2 separate regions of the Homo sapiens genome follow, and region 1 is linked to region 2. Evidence: read pairs that join two places in POLR2A ChIA-PET (ENCODE). Cell type or tissue: PC-9. All regions are shown on one strand. Each heading gives the region's core, and the rest is flanking DNA. Links, peaks and the distances in the headings are about the cores only.

Evidence for each region. ChIA-PET counts read pairs that join two places held together with the same protein. Peaks named below come from ENCODE experiments on the same cell type or tissue, not always from the same donor. Only the 100,000 strongest peaks of a DNase experiment are listed, where the experiment ranks them.
Region 1: POLR2A ChIA-PET joins it to region 2 with 29 read pairs; 4 of 35 experiments call an interaction of 5 or more read pairs at or near these places.

What each region holds. Positions count from the first base shown.
Region 1 is chr11:86,977,683-86,987,745 of GRCh38, reverse strand. The region is part of intron 2 of FZD4-DT (FZD4 divergent transcript); the gene reads right to left. Among named protein-coding and RNA genes, the nearest start is that of FZD4-DT, 27 kb to the right of the region's middle. In PC-9, for the core only: no CTCF peak of the experiment used is centred there; a DNase peak (open chromatin) is centred at 4,405.
Region 2 is chr11:87,263,246-87,273,308 of GRCh38, reverse strand. All of the region lies in intron 6 of TMEM135 (transmembrane protein 135), which reads right to left. Among named protein-coding and RNA genes, the nearest start is that of TMEM135, 230 kb to the right of the region's middle. In PC-9, for the core only: no CTCF peak of the experiment used is centred there; no DNase peak of the experiment used is centred there.

The DNA of each region.
Region 1 (10,063 bases), core at 2,928-5,427, 290 kb after region 2:
TATTAGTGGTTTTATTCCCTTCACAGTTCCCATTTGAATAATAATAATAAAAAAAAACTGTTGTGAAACAGGATTTCCAGAGGTGGTAGAAAAAGCTCCAGGTCCAATGAAGCTCAGATTGCTTTGCATACAGTGGATTCACTCCTGTTTTATTCAATCATTTTTGAGAGGTGAGAGGAATTTTGCCTCTAGATGGTTTTTCATATCTGGTAGAAACATTAATGATGATAATAATTAGCACTTACCACGCACAAACTTAAGTATTACTTCAAGCACTTAATATGTATTTCTTGCTTATAAGAGTCATTATTGGCTGGGTGCGGTGGCTCACGCCTGTAACCCCAGCACTTTGGGAGGCCGAGGCAGGCAGATCATGAGGTCAGGAGTTCGAGATCAGCCTGACCAACATGATGAAACCCCGTCTCTACTAAAAATACAAAAATTAGCCGGGCGTGGTGATGCACGCCAGTCATCCCAGCTACTCAGGAGGCTGAGGCAGGAGAATAGCTTGAACCAGGGAGGCGGAGGTTGCAGTGAGCCGAGACTGCGCTACTGTGCTCCAGCCTGGGCGACAGAGTGAGACTCTGTCTCAAAAAAAAAAAAAAAAAGAGTCATTATCATAATCAGTAGAATTTATAAAGCTCCATATATAAGCTGGGTCATTTGCATACATTATTTTAATCTTTACAATGCTTTAGAGAAGTATTTAGAGATCAGGAAATGAGGCACTGACAAGTTAAGAAACATGTCCGAGATTATACGCTGGGGCGCGGTGGCTCACGCCTGTAATCTCAGCACTTTGGGAGGCTGAGGTGGACGGATCACTTGAGGTCAGGAGTTCGAGACCAGCCTGGCCAACATGGTGAAACCCCATCTCTACTAAAAATACAAAAATTAGCCGGATGTGGTGGCACATGTCTGTAATCCCAGTTACTTGGGAGGCGGAGGCAGGAGAATCGCTTGAACCTGCAGAGGAGGCAGTTGCAGTGAGCCGAGATGCTGCCACCGCACTCCAGCCTGGGCGACAGAGTAAGACCGTCTCAAAATAAATAAATAAATAAAAATTATACAGGTAGTAAATCACAGAATGGGTATTTAAACCCAGATTCCCAAACCCTTTTCATGTAACACGGTTGACTCAGTTTGCATACTTAAAAAACACTTGGCCACTTATCTTTTTTTTTTTTTTTTTGAGATGGAGTTTTGCTCTTGTTGCCCAGGTTGGAGTACAATGGCGTGATCTCGGCTCTCCACAACCTCCGCCTCCTGGGTTCAAGCGATTCTCCTGCCTCACCCTCCCTAGTAGCTGGGATTACAGGCATGTGCCACCACACCCAGCTAATTTAGTATTTCTAGTAGAGACGGGGTTTCTCCATATTGGTCAGGCTGGTCTCAAACTCCCGACCTCAGGTGATCTGCCCGCCTTGGCCTCCCAAAGTGCTGGGATTACAGGCATAAGCCACCGCGCCTGGCCGGCCACTTATCATTTTATTTTACTTTGACAAGATACTATTAACTCAATTTAAAAGGTAAGGAAAATTAGACACAAAGAGGTTAAATGGCTTGCCCAGTCTCACACATTAAAGGAGAATTTTCCTGAAACCCCTACTTTCTGGCCATTGATGTAATACCTTTTCAGCTATTTATGCATCCTATGACTGGATGAAGTCACATTAAGAGGACATAGTGTTGTAGAAAAACACCAGGTTCTTGTCACACGACCAGGAAAATTTAGGCACACAGACACAATTGTAGTGTGAGTAGGGCAGGGTTTATTGGCTGAAAAGGAAAAAACGAAAAAGGAACTCTGAGCAAAGTGAGATAGAGTCCTACTAACAGATCTCCCACCTCATAGACCGATTCCCAGGTCACCACACAGGAACTGAAGAGGCCAGGCTCCTTCCCCTGCAAATGGCAGGAACTTTCCCTGGCTCCACTCACCTCCCCCAGTGCGCAGGTGGGCATTATTCAGAGAGAATCAATCGGGAAACGGTACGCTTCATCCGGGACCATCAGTCTGGTTTTTCAGCCTTCAGACTTTTAGGCTTGGAGGTGGGGTTTCACTGGGGATGCTTGGCTGCCTCCTGTCTCTATCTATAGTTTTAAATCCTTGAACTCAAAGCAAACCTTAAGAAGGCCATCATCCTTGAATTCTTAGTTCCCACATTATTCATTGTTTATACCTAGTTGTGGTGAGGAAAGAGGCAGTTGTTAGATTTCCAAGAATCCAGAAATCCTCAGTGAGTGCCAGCAAACGCTGATCTTCAAAGATAGATGGTCTTCAACAGTTTTACCTTTCAAACCACACTTCCCAATAAAAATTATCCTCCACAGAAAGTCCAAAGTAAGCTCCAGGCCTGGATCCCAGTCCCCAGGTTCTAGGAGAGGGTGTCACCCCACAACACATGGGAAATGTGGCCAGTCATTTAGCTTCTCCATCTCCATCAAGTTGCCTTTGATGGCAAAGCCAGATGGGCTTCTCTGGGTACCACTTGACTTCCTGCTTACCTTATGGGGCCCTCCTCTTCTTTTAACCTTCCTCTTTCATTAGTTCCCTGCACAAATGCTTCTCCTTGCCAAGAAGACACATTGACGCAAATGATCAGATAAATATGCTAATAATTTTTCTTGGCAAATCAACTCCATGTCACCTCAGGACTCTACACACTTTCTTCCAACTACTTGACAGCCCTATCCACTTACAATCACAGAGTTCTTAAAACCCAGGTGCAGGTTGAGCCCAGATTCTAATTTCAAATCTCTGTTGGCTCGCACTTGGGATATGTTCTGTCTTCCGTCTCCAGCTGGCCCGCTGTTGTGCCCTTTCCTCTGGAACGAAGACTTCTCCACATTCATCTCCACATTCCTCACACTTGGACTAGTGGAATTTATAGCTTGCTAACTCAGCCTTGCCCCAGAGAGCAAGCAAAAGGGAATTGAGTTCAGGGCCTGCCTGCTGGCCAGGGAATAGAATAGGCAAAGCTCCAACTTTTGACCTTTGTGCCCAATTTTTCCTTCCTTGCCTTGCCCTCCATCCCCATTTTAAAGGTCTCTGCTTAACTTTCTCAGCACCCAGCGCTTATTACTGCCTGGTTAAGGCCCAGCAAGAAAACCCTCAAGTTTGTGAAATCAGAATTTTTTCCCTGCCTCAAGAAGAAAGTCCAGTAGAGACAATTTTTTGAAACATGCACTACCTGTTTTAGACCCCTATGGTGGCATTAGGTAAAGCAATCCTATAAAATTTACCGTGAAATTGGGTGAACTTCTACTCCATTGTACTAAAAGGTAAGGTAGATGCCCATAAGAGTTCATATGACTTCTAAGAGTTCCAGGAAGCAACTTAAAGAGAGGACATCATCAAATCAGTGCCCCTTCAGTCTTTTCCTGTTTTACTGAAAGCAAGAGACACCTGGACTCATTTACTCATTCATTCTACAAACATCAATGAGCTCCTGCTCTGGGCCAAGTATGAGTTATGTGCTGATGTATACCATGTAAATACAAAATAACACAATTCCCTGCCTTCAAAAAGTTTGAAGAGGGATTCAAGATTCATGTTCCATTTCCAGTGGCTTGACCTGTCCTGTCCAACTGCTGAAGGCTGGAAAAATATTGCCCCTCTCCTCCTGCTTCATCTCCCATCTCACATGGTAGTGGGTGGAAATAGAGACAGACCAGGTGCAAATTCCCCTTCCCTCCTAGTGTTCATCATTTTGTAACCTCTAGTCATCTTGGTCTCTTTGTCTATAAAATAGTAGGTAATATTTAATGTGTACTTTGCAAGGTTTCTGATAATTAGAAATAATTAGGCTGGTGCAGTGGCTCATGCCTATAATCCCAGCACTTTGGAAGGCTGAGGCAGGCAGATCACTTGAGGTCAGGAGTTCGAGACCAGCCTGGACAATATGGTGAAACCCTGTGTCTACTAAATATACAAAAATTATCTGGGTGTGGTGGCAGGTGCCTGTAATCCCAGCTACTTAGGAGGCTGAGGCAGGAGAATTGCTTGAGCTGGGAGGCGGAGGTTGCAGTGAGCTGAGATTGCATCACTGCACTCCAGCCTGGGCAATAGAGTGAGACTGTTTCAAAAAAAAAAAAAAAAAATATATATATATATATACACATATATATATATAATATAATAATTATTATTATTTAGGTAAAGTATCTGGCACACAATAATTGATAATAAGAGCTATTATAATAAATGGAATGAGATACAGGAGTTGTCCAATAAGTAACAGCTATTAATATGGTAGTTCTTTGTCTTCAATCCACAACTCAAAGGGCTGATGTGTCAAGGTGAGGGTTAATGGATGTGGAGGATTATTTTCCCTGGCCGCTTTCTCATCCTCTATTGTGCAAGCCCTGTTTGTGCAAGCCTTTCTGTTCTATCCTAAGGAGGTCAGGGTGTGTCTACTCCTGAGGCTGGCCAAGTTCTACCTGCTGAAGTTTCCTGTGCAGCTAGGGGTCAAGCAGTTGGCAAAGTCAAGCCAGCCAGCTGCTGTGATGTGATACTTCTGAAGGAAATCCTGGATGGGTCCTGCAAGGGAGTTGCAAGCTGCAGCCTGGATTAACCCAGGCTGTTCGTCAGTGTGCCTCAGCTGCTCGTCCACTCTCTGCTGGGCAGCTGGGCAAGAACTCCAGGACCGCCACTCCCCACTGCCCAGAAGAGGGAACAGTGGGGATTTCTGATCAGTACATGTCCTCTTTCCCAGAAAAGGGATTAAGTGTGCCCTGACAGTATACTCTGCCATCCTTCTTTCTTAGGGAGCGAGGTGGGTGAGAAAATGGCCCTGAACAGTCCACTTGCCCTAATCCCTTTAGCTGCTTCATTCTGCCATCAAATACTGTACCTCAGCAAGCAATCTACTGGCATCAAATGTGTCTGTGTTCTTGGTAAAGTGAGGATAATAATGCCAACCTCAGAGCGTTGTTATAAGAAGTCAATGAGAGCTCACATGTGAAAGCACTTACCAAATTGCCTGGCACATGGTAACTACACAATACAGGCTAGTGTTCCCTTTTTAAAAATAATTATGTATGGTGGTATTATGTCGTGTAAGGAAAACAAGCCCTTAAGTATCTATCAGAACTCCACTGTAGGTGACCAAAACCTGACTATAACCTATATTAGAAAAAACAAAAATCGAATTATTGGCTCATGGAACTAATAGGCATGGCTAGATCTTGACGCTCAGATAAAGTTTTCAGGGCTTGCTGTCTCTGTCTTTATTTCTTAGCTGGCTCTGCTTGGGCTCCGATTCTTTTTGCTGTTGGCTTCATTCCTCCTGCCATACACAGGATCTCTCCCTGTGGAAAGGAAGATGGCCATGGAAATCTTGATCCAAAAGGAAGCAGCACATACTCTCTCCCAGTGTCCACGTATCAAATCCCGTGGCAGGACTTTGGCCCTTTGTGGGTCACATGCCCATGCCCACACCAGGAGTCAACAAACTATGACCCACCGGCCAAATCCAGCCTGACTCTTGTTTTGGGGCAGCATATGAACTAAAAATGGGTTTGTCATTTTTAAATGATTGGGGAAAAAAATAAGAGTAATATTTTATAACACCTGAAAATTATATGAAATTCAAATGTCAAGGTCCATAAATTTCAGTTTTATTGGAACACAATCACACCCATTTGTTTCTGTATTGTCCATAGTTGGTTTTCCACTGTCATAGCAAGTTGAGTAGTGGTAACAGAGGCCACACGGCCCACAAAGCCTAAAATATTTGCTATCTGCTTTTTACAGAAAAATTTTGCTGACCTTGCCCTAGACCAATCATGGTAAACAAGAAGATAGGACAGACACTCTGATGGCCAGATCTGAATCATTTGCCCAGCCCTATAGCTGGGAGACAGGTAGGGTAAGAAGAAAAAGACTTTACAGTTACCGAGCACTTACCACGCATGAGGCACTTGCTATGAGTACTTCATTCCTATTAACTTATTTAATCTTTACAAGAATCCAATTGGTAAAGATTTTTGTCATCCTCGTTTGATAGATGAAGAAACTAAGGCACAGAAAGGTTAAGGAATCTTTCAAAAGTTACACAGCCAATAAGTGGTAGAGCTGAGATTTTTTGTTTGTTTTTTTTTAGATGGAGTCTTGCCCTGTCACCTAGGCTGGAGTGCAGTGGTGCGATCTTAGCTCACTACAACCTCTGCCTCCTGGGTTCAAGCGATTCTCACACCACAGTCTCCCGAGTAGGTGGGATTACAGGCATGCACCACCACACCCAGCTAATTTTTGTATTTTCAGTAGAGATGGGGTTTCACCATGTTAGCCAGGATGGTCTTGCACTCCCAGCCTCAAGTGATCCACCCACCTCAGCCTCCCAAAGTGCTGGGATTACAGGCGTGAGCCACCACACCTGGCCAGAGCTGAGATTTGAACCATACTATCTGCTCCAGAGTTCACTTTTGAGCCTGATAGAATCTGTTCTAGCAAAACAAAGTGGAATAGGGGTGGGAGGAGAATGGGTTTCCTGGGTAAAGAGTGGTGCTGGGGAAAAGAAACAACAGATATCCGGCCGGGCACAGTGGCTCACGCCTGTAATCCCAGCACTTTGGGAGGCCGAGGCGGGCAGATCACCTGAGGTCAGGAGTTCAAGACTAGCCTGGCCAACATGATGAAACCCGTCTCTACTGAAAATACAAAAAAAAATTAGCCAGGCATGGTGGCAGGCACCTGTAATCTCAGCTACTCAGGAGGCTGAGGCAGGAGAATTGCTTGAACCTGGGAAGCAGAGGTTGCAGTGAGCTGAGATTGTGCCACTGCACTCCAGCCTGGGTGACAACAGTGAAACTCTGTCTCAAAAAAAAAAAAAAAAAAGAGAGAGAAACAACAGATATCCATCAGTGTCAGATAAATATAGGTCTGAAATTTTTTTACTTAGCTTCTTAGAACCTTAGGTTTTTAAAAATCTAGTGTGAAGTAGATAAGGTGTATTCTTTAGGGTGGTCAAAAAGATAGTTAACATTCATTGAGTACTTACTCTGGGCTAATACTGAGTATTTTACGGTTGTTGTGTCACTGAGGAAAGCAAAGCTTAGAAAAGTTACATAGATTGCCCAGAGTCACATGGTAAGGTAGCACTCAGGCCTTGATGAGAAGCCACGTCTATCTGACTCAAGTGCCTAGGCATGTAACCGCTACACACCACTGCCCCTCATCTGAGAGAATGAAGGGAGATAAGATATCAAATGGACCTAGAAGAAAGCTTGATATATTGTAGACACTCAATTAAAGTTAGTTTCCTTTCTTCCCCTTTGCTGACTTTTCTGTTCACATTATGAAGTTTTATGAGCAAGAAATCCATGTGTATCCTTGAAGAGTCCTGTTGCCTCTATCTTTGCAGTTAATATTTAAAAGAATAAAATCACTCTTTAATCAGTGCTGCTATCAAAAAGGCAGAGCAAAAATAGCAACGGTTCAGAGAAGGGCAGTGAAAATAATTTGTGGTATGCATGGCAGAAGAGCATGCCATGTAAAGAGAAATTCCAAACTTTAGGATCATTTCATTTGGAAACGAAAGCTCACAGAGGCATGATGTTTACTGCGTAATACGCTGATGACAGGCATAGGAAAGGCTAATCAAAACCTGGCATTGATTTTCCCCCCCAAAATGCAAGAACCAGACTGTTGAATGCATTGTATAATAGCCCTGTTACCTTCCACTCTGGAACACTATCAAAGTGAGTTCTACCCTCCCTTCCTACTGACTATGTGACAAACCACACCTCCAGTCCCAATTAGTACACAAGACACTCCACTCCACACGTACTATTCAGAATCTGGAGATGTCTTGCTGGAAGATGTGTTGGGGCCATGCAACACATCTTATGTTGTAGATGAAACTAAAGGCAAGTGAGGTGAAATGAGTTGTCCAATTTGTATGGTGAGCCCATAACATATCTAGATTCAGCCTTGGCCTTGGGAGTCAGATGAACTGGATTAAGGTCCTTGCTAGCTAACAGACCTTTCTGAAATTCGGTATACCCATTTTTAATATGGTTGGAGGGTCAAATAATGATTACAAAAATACTTGGTGAACGTTAAGTGTATTGTAGCCTAATTTCCAATTGAGCACTTTTTCCTCTAAGTCGTTCTGCTCCTTGGAATAGTCTGATGTAGGAAAAGAGCACAATGCTGGATTGCTGGGGAAAAAAAATTGGAAGATGTAGCACCCCCTCCTCCCTTTACTTCCTTTCACCAACAATAAAGTACAAACTTCAAAAGAAACAAACTTGAAAATGGTGACTGCCGGACTCAAAAACCTTTCCCAGAGTGGAACCCTGTGGTCAGATATTGGCCAGGGCAATCCTTGAACAACTTGGTTGCCATCCAAGTCTGTTTTCAGTGGGGAATAAAGTTCATGTTTTGGAGGCAGTATCCTTGACTTTTTTATCCTGTTATTCAAATATTTCCTAATAATCTTCGGCATTTATACACTCAAGAGACCTTGAAGGAAAAGGATACAGGGCTCCAGTCTTTTTTCCTTCCTTTTGCTAATGAATAGATGTTTTCTTTCTGAATTGACTGCCCCTATCACCCTATTTTTTTCATGCTCACATAACCCTACAAGAAAGAGGTCAAATAGCAAATGGGAAATTATAAGTTACCAAGTTTGGGTTTAGATTTAACATCATGAGGTCCTTTTCAACATGAAAAAACTAAGTAGAGAGGGATTGAAATTTTAGCACATATATACATACTATGTAGTTGGAATAAGTGTGGGTGTTTCTGGTGCCACCTATTGGTCATACTGCAAGACTAAACTATATGCAGTATTGTTGGTTATGAAAAAGCATATAAAATGGAACATATGCGGTAACATTCAAAGTTATGTATTTCAGCAGGCTGGCTGAATGTTGAAATAGGGTGAAGTTACTTGAGTATTATCTTTACTTACAGAAACTTAGAACCATAGGTCTTTTGCTGTGTGATTTTCACTTTGGCTTACTCACCAGTTAAATGCATAGAAAGGAATATATAATGAGGCACAGTCTCTGGGAACTCTGAGATTAATTAACCAATACTCAGATTCAAATGACTCTCGTGTCTTATGATTCAGAAATGCTGTTGGTGCCCTGTTGGGTCCCCTTTACGAGCCAGTGTACCCAGGCAGTTATCGCCAGCTGCACGGAGAGTTGGCTAATACAACTCACAGCTTCCACTTTCTCTGGAGAATTGCCCTTGGCCATGAGGAAGAGACCTTGAGCTAATGGGAGCCACCTTGACCAGGAGGCTACATGCACATGTACACATAGACTTGACCTCTGCAGCCGGTGGCCCATGACTAACTGTCATGGGGAGTACAAAAGGCCACCCGCACCCCTTCAACTTTAAAGTGGGTTTAACTCTGTGGTACAATTTGTGATTCAGTGCTCCTCATGAGATCAGGGTGAAGCAAGACGTCAGTAGAAGCCTCCTCATGAGATCAGAGTGAAGCAAGACGTCAGTAGAAGCCAAATTCTTGCTTAACACCTTTCTCTGTCCTGTCCTGTTTCTCTCACTCCCCTTCTTTTTTTCTTTTTTTAATTATACTTTAAGTTCTAGGGTACATGTGCACAATATGCAGGTTTGTTACATATGTATACATGTGCCATGTTGGCTGCACCCATTAATTCGTCATTTACATTAGGTATATGTCCTAATGCTATCCCTCCCCCCTCCCCCCACCCCATGACAGGCCTCAGTGTGTGATGTTCCCCACCCTGTGTCCAAGTGTTCTCATTGTTCAATTCCCACCTATGTCTCACTCCGCTTCTTAAAAACACTCAATAAATCACTTGAGCACAAATCCCCATCTCACGGTTGGTTTCTAAGGAACGTGACCTAAGACAAGAACTATCCCACGAAAAAATGTATCTTTGTAATGATGAAAGCCATGTGAAATGATGAAAGTAGCCTACCCCTTTGGGTTTTATTGTGGTTTTCCTGACATGCTTGGGAGGTAAACACTAAATAAAGCAATTCTTCTCCATAGACAGCAAGGCCCAGGCTGAAGCACAGTAGCAGTGATACTGCACTGTGGGGTAATGATATAAAATA
Region 2 (10,063 bases), core at 3,270-5,769:
ATAACAATATCTGTATGGTATTTTATTTAATCCTCACAACATCAGATTTACAGATGAAAAGGAGGCTTAGCAAAGTGTCTTGTCCAGAATTGCTCAGCTAATAAAAAAAGAAACCAGATTTAGAATCTAAGTCTTTAATCTAAATCCTACATTCTATTTCTACTACAGTATCCTAGCCCTAGTGAAGAAAGAGGTCCAAAGCTTTGGATGGAATAAATAAAATCACTGAGAATAATAAATATAAGAGGTTTTTAAACAATAATAAGATGGAAGAAAGACAGGATAATTGCTATAACGAGGCAGAATGGTCCAGCTTCAAAAATGAGAAGACCTAGGCTTATCGGCTATAGCCTAAAAGCTTACAGGCTAAATTCTTTCAGAGTATGGTTAATGTACTAAGACATTTTAAAAAAAGAACTTTCCGAGAGCTCTACATACCAAAATAACATACTGTAAAAATCCTCAAAAGAGACATTGTAACAATTAAAAATAAAATGATAGTTCCAGAATTAATCAGAGTATCAATCAGAATCATTACAGTGCTGGATGCTGGGTATGATGGCTCACATCTGTAGTTCCAGAACTTTGGGAGGCTGAAACAGGAGAATTGCTTGAGCCCAGGAGTTCAAGACCAGCCCAGCAACAGAGCAAGACCTCATCTCTACAAAAAAATTTTTTAAGTTAGCCAGGCATGGTGGCACACACCTATAGTCCCAGCTACTCAGGAGACTGAGGTGGGAAGCTCACTTGAGCCTGGGAGGTCAAGGTTGCATTGAGCTGTGATCACACCACTATACTTCAGCCTGGGTGACAGAGTGAGATCCCATCACAAAAAATAGAAATTAAAAAAAAACTTTTTTAAGAATCATCACAGTGCTGAGACTAGAAAGGTTCACAGAGGTCATCTTACATCTTCTAGAGCAGAGTCATCCAATAGAAATATAATGCAAGCTGGCTAGGTGCGGTGGCTCCAGTCTGTAATCCCAACACTTTGGGAGACTGAGGCGGGAGGATTGCCTGAGGTCAGGAGTTTGAGACCAGTCTGACCAACCTGGTGAAACCCCGTCTCTACTAAAAATACAAGAAAATCAGCTGGGTGTGGTGGCGGGTGCCTGTAATCTCAGCTACTCAGGAGGCTGAGGGAGGGGAATTGCTGGAACCAGGGAGGGGGAGGTTGCAGTGAGCAGATATCTCACCTCTGCACTCCAGCCTGGGTGACAGAGAGAAACTCTGTCTTAAAAAAAAAAAAAAAAAAAAGAAAAGAAAAAGAAAGAAATATAATGCAGGCTATATGTGTAATTTGAAATTTTCTAGTAGCCATATTTTTAAAAGTAAAAAGAAATATATAAAATTAATTTAATTGTTCTTTGAGATGGGGGTCTCACTCTGACATCACCCAGACTAAAGCGCAGTGGCATGATCTCTGCTCAATGCAGCCTCGACTTCCTGAGCTCAGGTGATTTTCCCACCTCAGCCTCCAAAGTAGCTGGGACAATAAGCGCATGCTGCCAAGCTCAGGTATTTTTTTTGTATTTTTTATAGAGAGGGGATTTCACCATGTTGACCAGGCTAATCTTGAACTCCTGGGCTCAAGCAATCTGCCTACCTTGGCCTCCCAAAGTGCTAGGATTACAGGCATGAGCCACTGCACCCAGGCTTTAATTTTAATAATATATTTCACTTAACCCAATATATCCAAGATATTATCATGTAAACAAATAATCAATATAAAATATTATTAATATTTGCATTCTTTATCCATACCAAGTCTTTGAAATCTGATGTATGCTTTATACTTACGGCAATCTACATTTGACTAGCCACATTTCAAGGGCTCAATAGCCGTATGTGCTAGTGGCTACCATATTGGACAATGCTGTTTTACATAATCACGAAAGTAACTGCAGCCTGCAGACATCAAGTGACTTTCTAAAGATTAAAGTTCATAGGGTGGTAATAAAATGCATGGCACAACTTTTTTCTCTTCATTCATATTGAAATCATAAAAAAATTCATAGTACATTAATGTGACCATACTGTAGCTCTTGGGGGCTGGTTATTGATCAAATTGAACAGCTCCTAAACTAAGTAAGACAATGATTACAGATATTTTTTTGGTGGTGGTATATAATTTTCAAGGAGGTCTTTCTTCTAAAGATTATAGTCAAGAAGGCAGCAATCACAATGACCTTCCTAAAAGTAAACTGATAGGTAACCTGATATAGCAAGCTTCATGAAAAGTATTTTATCACTGTGAGTCACATGAAGACAAAATGAATTATGATTTATTCGGGTGTTCCTTCAGGTATTTATTATCTGAATCTGAAAAAGTTTCTAAAAAAAAAAGCTTGTGAGAGAAAATACACAGCAATCTGTAGCCAAAGAATAATGACAGCTCATGTCTGACTAGAAAATATTGTTAACATTTTTTAAATTTATGCATTATGATTTTTGTAAAACTCAACTTTAATAATAGAGGAAAAGTTTGATAAGTCCTATAAGCCAAAATTACATATAAAATTGCTTATATTTTGGTGACTAAAATAAAAAAGCAATAGTTTATAGAAACTTGATGTCATGATCAATATTCTTATTTCTCCACAAGAACAGTGTGCTCTGGAGTACAGGAGAGCTACAAAAAGTCTTACTTAGTTTCAGAGGAAAAAGTAAATATGACAAATCATATGGTGGGAATGATTTAATTCCTCTTCATATTAAAAGAGGATGTAACCTCTGAATTAGAAACACTAAGGAAATGTTCTTTAGTTATATATTGTAGGACTTTTTACAGACAACCTACTGAATGCTATTAATTTAGCTAATTAAAATTCTTAAAGTAGAAGTAATTTTTTAACACATTCCCCTTCTTTAAAACTAGCCATTTTTATGGACAAGGACTTCATGTCTAAAACACCAAAAGCAATGGCAACAAAAGCCAAAATTGACAAATGGGATCTCATTAAACTAAAGAGCTTCTGCACACCAAAAGAAACTACCATCAGAGTGAACAGGCATCCTACAAAATGGGAGAAAATTTTTGCAACCTACTCATCTGACAAAGGGCTAATATCCAGAATCTACAATGAACTCAAACAAATTTACAAGAAAAAAACAAACAACCCCATCAAAAAGTGGGCAAAGGACATGAACAGACACTTCTCAAAAGAAGACATTTATGCAGCCAAAAGATGCATGAAAAAATGCTCACCATCACTGGCCATCAGAGAAATGCAAATCAAAACCACAATGAGATACCATCTCACACCAGTTAGAATGGCCATCATTAAAAAGTCAGGAAACAACAGGTGCTGGAGAGGATGTGGAGAAACAGGAACACTTTTACACTGTTGGTGGGACTGTAAACTAGTTCAACCATTGTGGAAGTCAGTGTGGCGATTCCTCAGGGATCTAGAACTAGAAATACCATTTGACCCAGCCATCCCATTACTGGGTATATACCCAAAGGACTATAAATCATGCTGCTATAAAGACACATGCACACGTATGTTTATTGCGGCACTATTCACAATAGCAAAGACTTAGAACCAACCCAAATGTCCATCAATGATAGACTGGATTAAGAAAATGTGGCACATATACACCATGGAATACTATGCAGCCATAAAAAACGATGAGTTCATGTCCTTTGTAGGGACATGGATGAAATTGGAAATCATCCTTCTCATAAACTATCGCAAGGACAAAAAACCAAACACCACATGTTCTCACTCATAGGTGGGAATTGAACAATGAGAACACATGGACACAGGAAGGGGAACATTACACTCTGGGGACTGTTGTGGGGTGGGAGGAGGGGGGAGGGATAGCATTAGGAGATATACCTAATGCTAAATGACAAGTTAATGGGTGCAGCACACCAGCATGGCACATGTATACATATGTAACTAACCTGCACATTGTGCACATGTACCCTAAAACTTAAAGTATGATAATAATTTAAAAAAAAAAGAAAAGAAATCCACACTTGCACAAAAAAAAAAGCTTCCTCATAAAAAAAAAAAAAAAAACCCTAAAGCAAACTTCCTCTCTGAAATCTATTACAAGATTCTTAGTAGATTATGCTTTTCTGTCCCCTCGGGGACAATGTGTAGTAGGGGGGAAACTCTAAGCTTATATCTGTAGCTGTTATTAATTAAAAGACTATAATAAAAAAAGAATTAGGAAATCCAGGCTTTGAAAAATGAGAAATAAAATGTGCATTGCGTATTTCAAAAAAAAAAAACTAGCCATTTTTAAAAGCGATTTTGAAAATCTATAATCCTACCTCTACAACAAGTTTAAGCATAAATTGTTATTTTTAAGGTAAAAATCTAAATAAACTTATAAGAAACTTAGAAAAACAAATAATTTAAACTATTTAAGAAAGACTAGGATAGGCATCTTAAGCAGAACTGTCTTTTCAATCTAGATGCTATCTGAAACTTAGGCTTCTAAGAGAAAAACCTCAAACAGCTGAAATCCAGCTTAAATACACAAAATAAATCACTTCTGACCGAAATACACTCTCAAAAGCTCTAATCAGGTTTCCACAAGCAACAAAACATACAAAACAAATAAAGAATATCAACAACATTAGTAAATTGGGTTTACTAATTGTGCAGCCAAAAAAAAAATAGCAAATAGGAGACAAAATAGAATTCTTTGTTAAATCTATGAGCATCCATTCAATGTTCTTGACCCTAAAGATTTACATTTTGGTCTTAATACACTCTTAAAACAAAGATTAAGAAGGTTATCTCATTCCAGTTTAAATTCTTAAATCATTTGTTAGAAATTTAAGTCATCTAAAATGCAATCATTGATAGACAAAGGGTATATAATCAGTAAGACATGTAAATATTCATATTCAGACCATCTTTAGAAAGGAGCAGGGGCCTGGCATGGTGGTTCACACCTGTAATCCCAACACTTTGGGAGGCCAAGGTGGGGGGATTGCATGAGCCCAAGAGTTCCAGATCAGCCTGGAAAACATAGGGAGACCCCGTCTTTACAAATAAATAAATAAATAAATAAATAAATAAATAAATAAATATCTAGGTGTGGTGAGGGTGCCTGCCTGAGAGACAGAGTAAGACCCAGTCTCAAAAAAACAGAAAAGAAGAAAGAAAAGAAAAGAAAGGAAAGGAAAGGAAATAAAGGAAAGGAGAGGGAAGGGAAGAGAGGGGGAAGGGGAGGGCCGGGCAAAAAAGAGTAGGTACTTAATCTCCCCTGAAAGTGAACATGTGAACAGGACTTTGTTTAGTTATCCTGTACTCTAGGGCACACTGTATTACAGGGAAATAAGAACACTGATCATGGCCGGGCGTGGTGGCTCACACCTGTAATCCCAACACTTTAGGAAGCCAAGGTGGGCTGATTGCCTGAGGTCAGGAGTTCGAGACCATTCTGGTCAACATGGTGAAACCCCGTCTCTACTAAAAATACAAAAATTCTCCAGGCGTCGTGGTGGCACCTGTAATCCCAGCTACTCGGAAGGCTGAGGCAGGAGAATCACTTGAACCCGGGAGGTGGAGGTTGCTGTGAGTGGAGACCATGCCACTGCACTCCAGCCTGGGCAACAGACTGACTCCATTTCAAAAAAAAAGAATACTGATCATGACATTTAGTTTCATGCATTAGTTTTTGAAATGTATATCACGTATATAATTCTATACTTTCATGAAGTTTTTATATAGTGTATCACAAAAAACAATCACGAAATCCAAATAAAAAAAGAAATAAACTTACATAACTATTTGATGCTTACTATTAACTTCCGTGGACAAAAATACCTTTCCAGTGAAATGGTTTTTTTCACAAAAACACTTTTGTTTTTCTTTTGCTATATAATAAAGCCCCCACAATCATGTGAAATCAGATACAGCAAGTTTTCCATTCTTTAGAGAAGGTTGGCTAGAATGCTTATCTTGTGTAAAAGAAGGAAATTAGAAAGTGACTTCCTACTTATCATTTAGGACTTTCTCAGCTCAAAATCTATCTTTTCCTATATATCTAAATAAATGAAATAAATAGATGATAATTTTTTTCATCCATTCCCTCTCCATGAAGGAACTAAAATTCTAATATTGCTTTTTGTTAACTTGTTAATAATATAACACACATTTTATATGAATGTATAACTAGACCTCACTTACCACTCATGGCAGAGTTCTTTGGACTCTTAAGACACTTCCAATTCATTAGCTCCATAGTTCTTTCCATTTCCAATACTTTCTTCTCACTATCCTCCTTATCCAGCTTAAATTCTATGACCCTAGGAAACACTCTACCACCTTAAGCTCCTTTCTCCTCAGTTCTTACATCACCTCCACCTGGCAAAACTCCAACCGGAGATGAAACTAATCACCTTCTCCATGCCTATAATGAGGCAACTATGTACTGCTAGAGAAAACCACACAACAAAACATAATCACCACACTCAAAGGGATCCTGAATACAGCCCAGGTAAACCTGTCATTTTAGTCTGATCTATACAAAACAAGTACGTCAAACCACATAAATTCTCTTCAGGCCTTTGACCCTCTATCCTTTCTTTCAGCAAAGACCCTGCCTCCTGCTTTAGTGAGAACCATAGAAGCTAACAGATATGACCTTCTAATGGGAAGCTGAGGAGGTTCATTCATGTCTGATAGCTTTTGTTTTGCACCATTTTCTCTTTTCTCCCCTCCTATTACATTAGATAGTAGTTAAAGCTATAAGCATGGGATAAATTATTTACAATGAAAAAAAGAGAGACAATAAGGGAGACTAGAACCAATCCTTGAAGAATTCTAAAGTTTGATGGCCAGGAAAATAAACCTTCAAAGAAACTAGAAATTTGCACTAAAAACAAGTCAGCTACATTCTGCTATATATACATACATATATATTCAAACAAACTGATTTTGAAGACAAATACGACTCTAGTGTTTTCCAACAATATTAAAACATCAGTCCTTTGATAGATGAAATTTCACAATGTTATTATTACTGAGGTCCAAAGAGCCTTTTCTCTTGTGGAAATAAAATAATCTTGACAGGAATTTTACCAGCCAAGGGTGAGGGACTTAGGGGTGGAGAACATGAAATTATTACCCTTTGCAGACACAAAACTTTCCAGTTGTAATATAGATAACTCTGGCTCCTCAAGAGCATATGTAGATTTAAAATCCTTAACTATAAACAGTAGGCTTCAGGCCTGGGTGGTCTGTGCAATGTCCAATAATATATAAATTGGCTTATCCTCAAAATAAATATTTCCTTTTTCATTACTGTGAGTCATGAATAACATTTAATCTTTGTTCAAAAACAGAAAGGATTTCAAGAAAACCTTTTAGCTGTAAGGCTAATAGATCAATAGCTCAGTATACTACTACAAATTATATGCACGTAAAGAGATCTTAAATTACTTTCTCAGAATCTCAAGGAACAATGAGAAAACTAGGAAGATTCTCAATAAGAAATTGACTCAGTGCATACAATGATCACTGATATTTTCTATACAATGTTTAATAATAAGCTATGACCTAAGGGATGAAATGAAATACAAAATACCATGTGCTCCTGTTTTTATCTCAGAGATAATTTGGCATCCTATACAAGCCACCTAAACACTATTTTAAAGTTAAGTGTTTCTTTTATTTTCTTTAAATATGCTATCAAATGGTGGCTGATTGGGTTAAATTCATCTTTAAGAGAACGTTCAAATATTTCATAAAAGGTGCATACCAATTATTTTCCAGAAGTGTTTAGATGCTTATTAAAATTTGATCTGACATAGTAGTCAAACAAAAGAAACAAATTTGGAGGAAGAGAGGAAAAAGAAGAGAAGAGAAAACATTGAGGAGTAATAGACTCAATTTATATGTAATATGGTAAAATGGTTCCCTGAAACAATCCAAAGAATTGTTCTCTTTCAGAATGAAAAGAGTCCAGTATTCTTCATGGATGACAGGAACTTGGTCTGACTCAGTACTTGCTTCCATATCTGCTTAATGAATGGGCCAGAAAATATTCTAAAATCATAACAAAGACATATTATCAGAGTGTAAAGATTCCAAAATCATCACAACCAGATGTGTAGGACTAAAAATCTTGGCTTCTAGCTATATTTCTCACTATCAGTTTATAAAATGAGCATTAAATATTATTTGTTCTAGCTCTAAATTTCTTCCTTCCAAAAGAGCTGATCTAAGTGTGAATAGACAATAAATTTCTAGTCAATCTCTTTTATGACAACAGCTGTGAGTAACATTCCAATTTCTTCTTTATGTCAAAGTTTCATGTTTTAATTGTAGCTTATTATTACTGTGGCCAATTTACTCTAGAAAATAAGAATGTATAACCTATAATATAACTATATTCTACAACTAATTTCAGACCCATCTCATGACATTTCAAGTAGTTCACAGCTTTAAAATAACACACAATCTCTTTTTATGTCTCTTTGAAAATCTAGTCAATTATTTCTCAACAAAATGAACTTTAATACTATAAGCAAGATAATGCCCTTAAAGCTAATAAACAAAGAATAAAGTTTAAGATTTTTTTGACTTTATTGATAAAATTAACCTACCATAGATCTGGAAGACTGAATTTAAATGACAACTGACTATATACAGTGAGCTTAAGGCTGGAACTACATTGTAGAGATTAAACAGCTGAAATTCTTAAAATGTACAGACTGCATTCAAATAAGTCTTCAATACATATCTGAATACATTTCATAAGAAAAAGTGATCAATTCATGATAAAAGATCAGGAGCGATTATAAACATATGCTAATGCAAAGTATAGTTCCTTCCTACTAAAAAGAAACTATCAATAATATATAAACAGTAACATAAATTTAATTTGGATCTAAAATACCATTTATCTACATACTTGTCAAACTTAAAATGACATGACTAATAATGTTAGGTGCCATAGTGGATTACTAGTTACTTCCTAGACATTATAAATTAAAGTAAAAGCAGAAAACAAACAACAAAAAAAAAGAAAAGAAAAAGAACAGAAAAGAAAAGTGAGATTGGGGAGGAGAGGAGAAAAAAAGAGAGAGAGAGACTGAAACATAGACAGAGATCATAGACATCTGACTACAAAGTAGCTTTTATCCTCTTTTCTAGTTTAAAACCTAGTCACAATAAAGGAATTTCAAAAATTTTTAACAGCACTAATTAGAAATATTTACTATTTCAAATAGAAAGATAAAGCATTCCATGACATGGTATGATATTTCCACTACAGTTTAAACTATGTCATATGTAAAATCCAAAATATACATTAAGAATTTTTTTACCAAACTTCTATCTTCCTTAATTTCTAGGTTTTTCATTTAATTTCATATTTCCTTTCTAAAAGGCTTGCCATCACAATGTGGTATTTACGAGTACAAAAATAATACTGGGTCTATTTGCCATGTCCCTCACATAAATTTCAAAATATTCAATTGTTTTAAAATAATTAATGGTATTTGAAAGTAAATTATGCAAAAATTCCACTTCTGTCTCTGCCACTAACTGCTGTGTGATCTAAGAAAAGCTACAAAAATTTTTCACGTTCATTTTCTTCACCAGAAAATAGACAATGCTTATTACATAATCTCTACTTTGCTTCATACTCTAAAACCCTATGATTCTGTGAAACTTAAGTATTGGTATTATTCACTTTAGAGAATAACACTTTTATTTATGAAATGTTGCAACATACTGGACTAAAAAGAACACTAAATCAGCTTACAGTTTATGAATTTTTGAACTTCAGTTACTTTTAATACGTAAGAATCAAGACATATGTCAAATATGTCAACCAGTTCCTAGAGTAAAAGTATGAGTGAAGTCTGGCTCTACTAGGATAAATAATGAGCCAAAGCAAAAATGGTAGGAGCCAAATCTTGACAGCTTTAAGACATGGAAAAAATTCTAAAGGAATGGAGAAGAGGACAGTGATGATGATATTGCAGTAACAAAATATGAAGAATCAGAATTTAGCAAATATTTTCAAAATGTGCTCTTCACAGTAACAGTTCTTGTATCCAATCTCCATTTAAGAGATTAAATAGGAC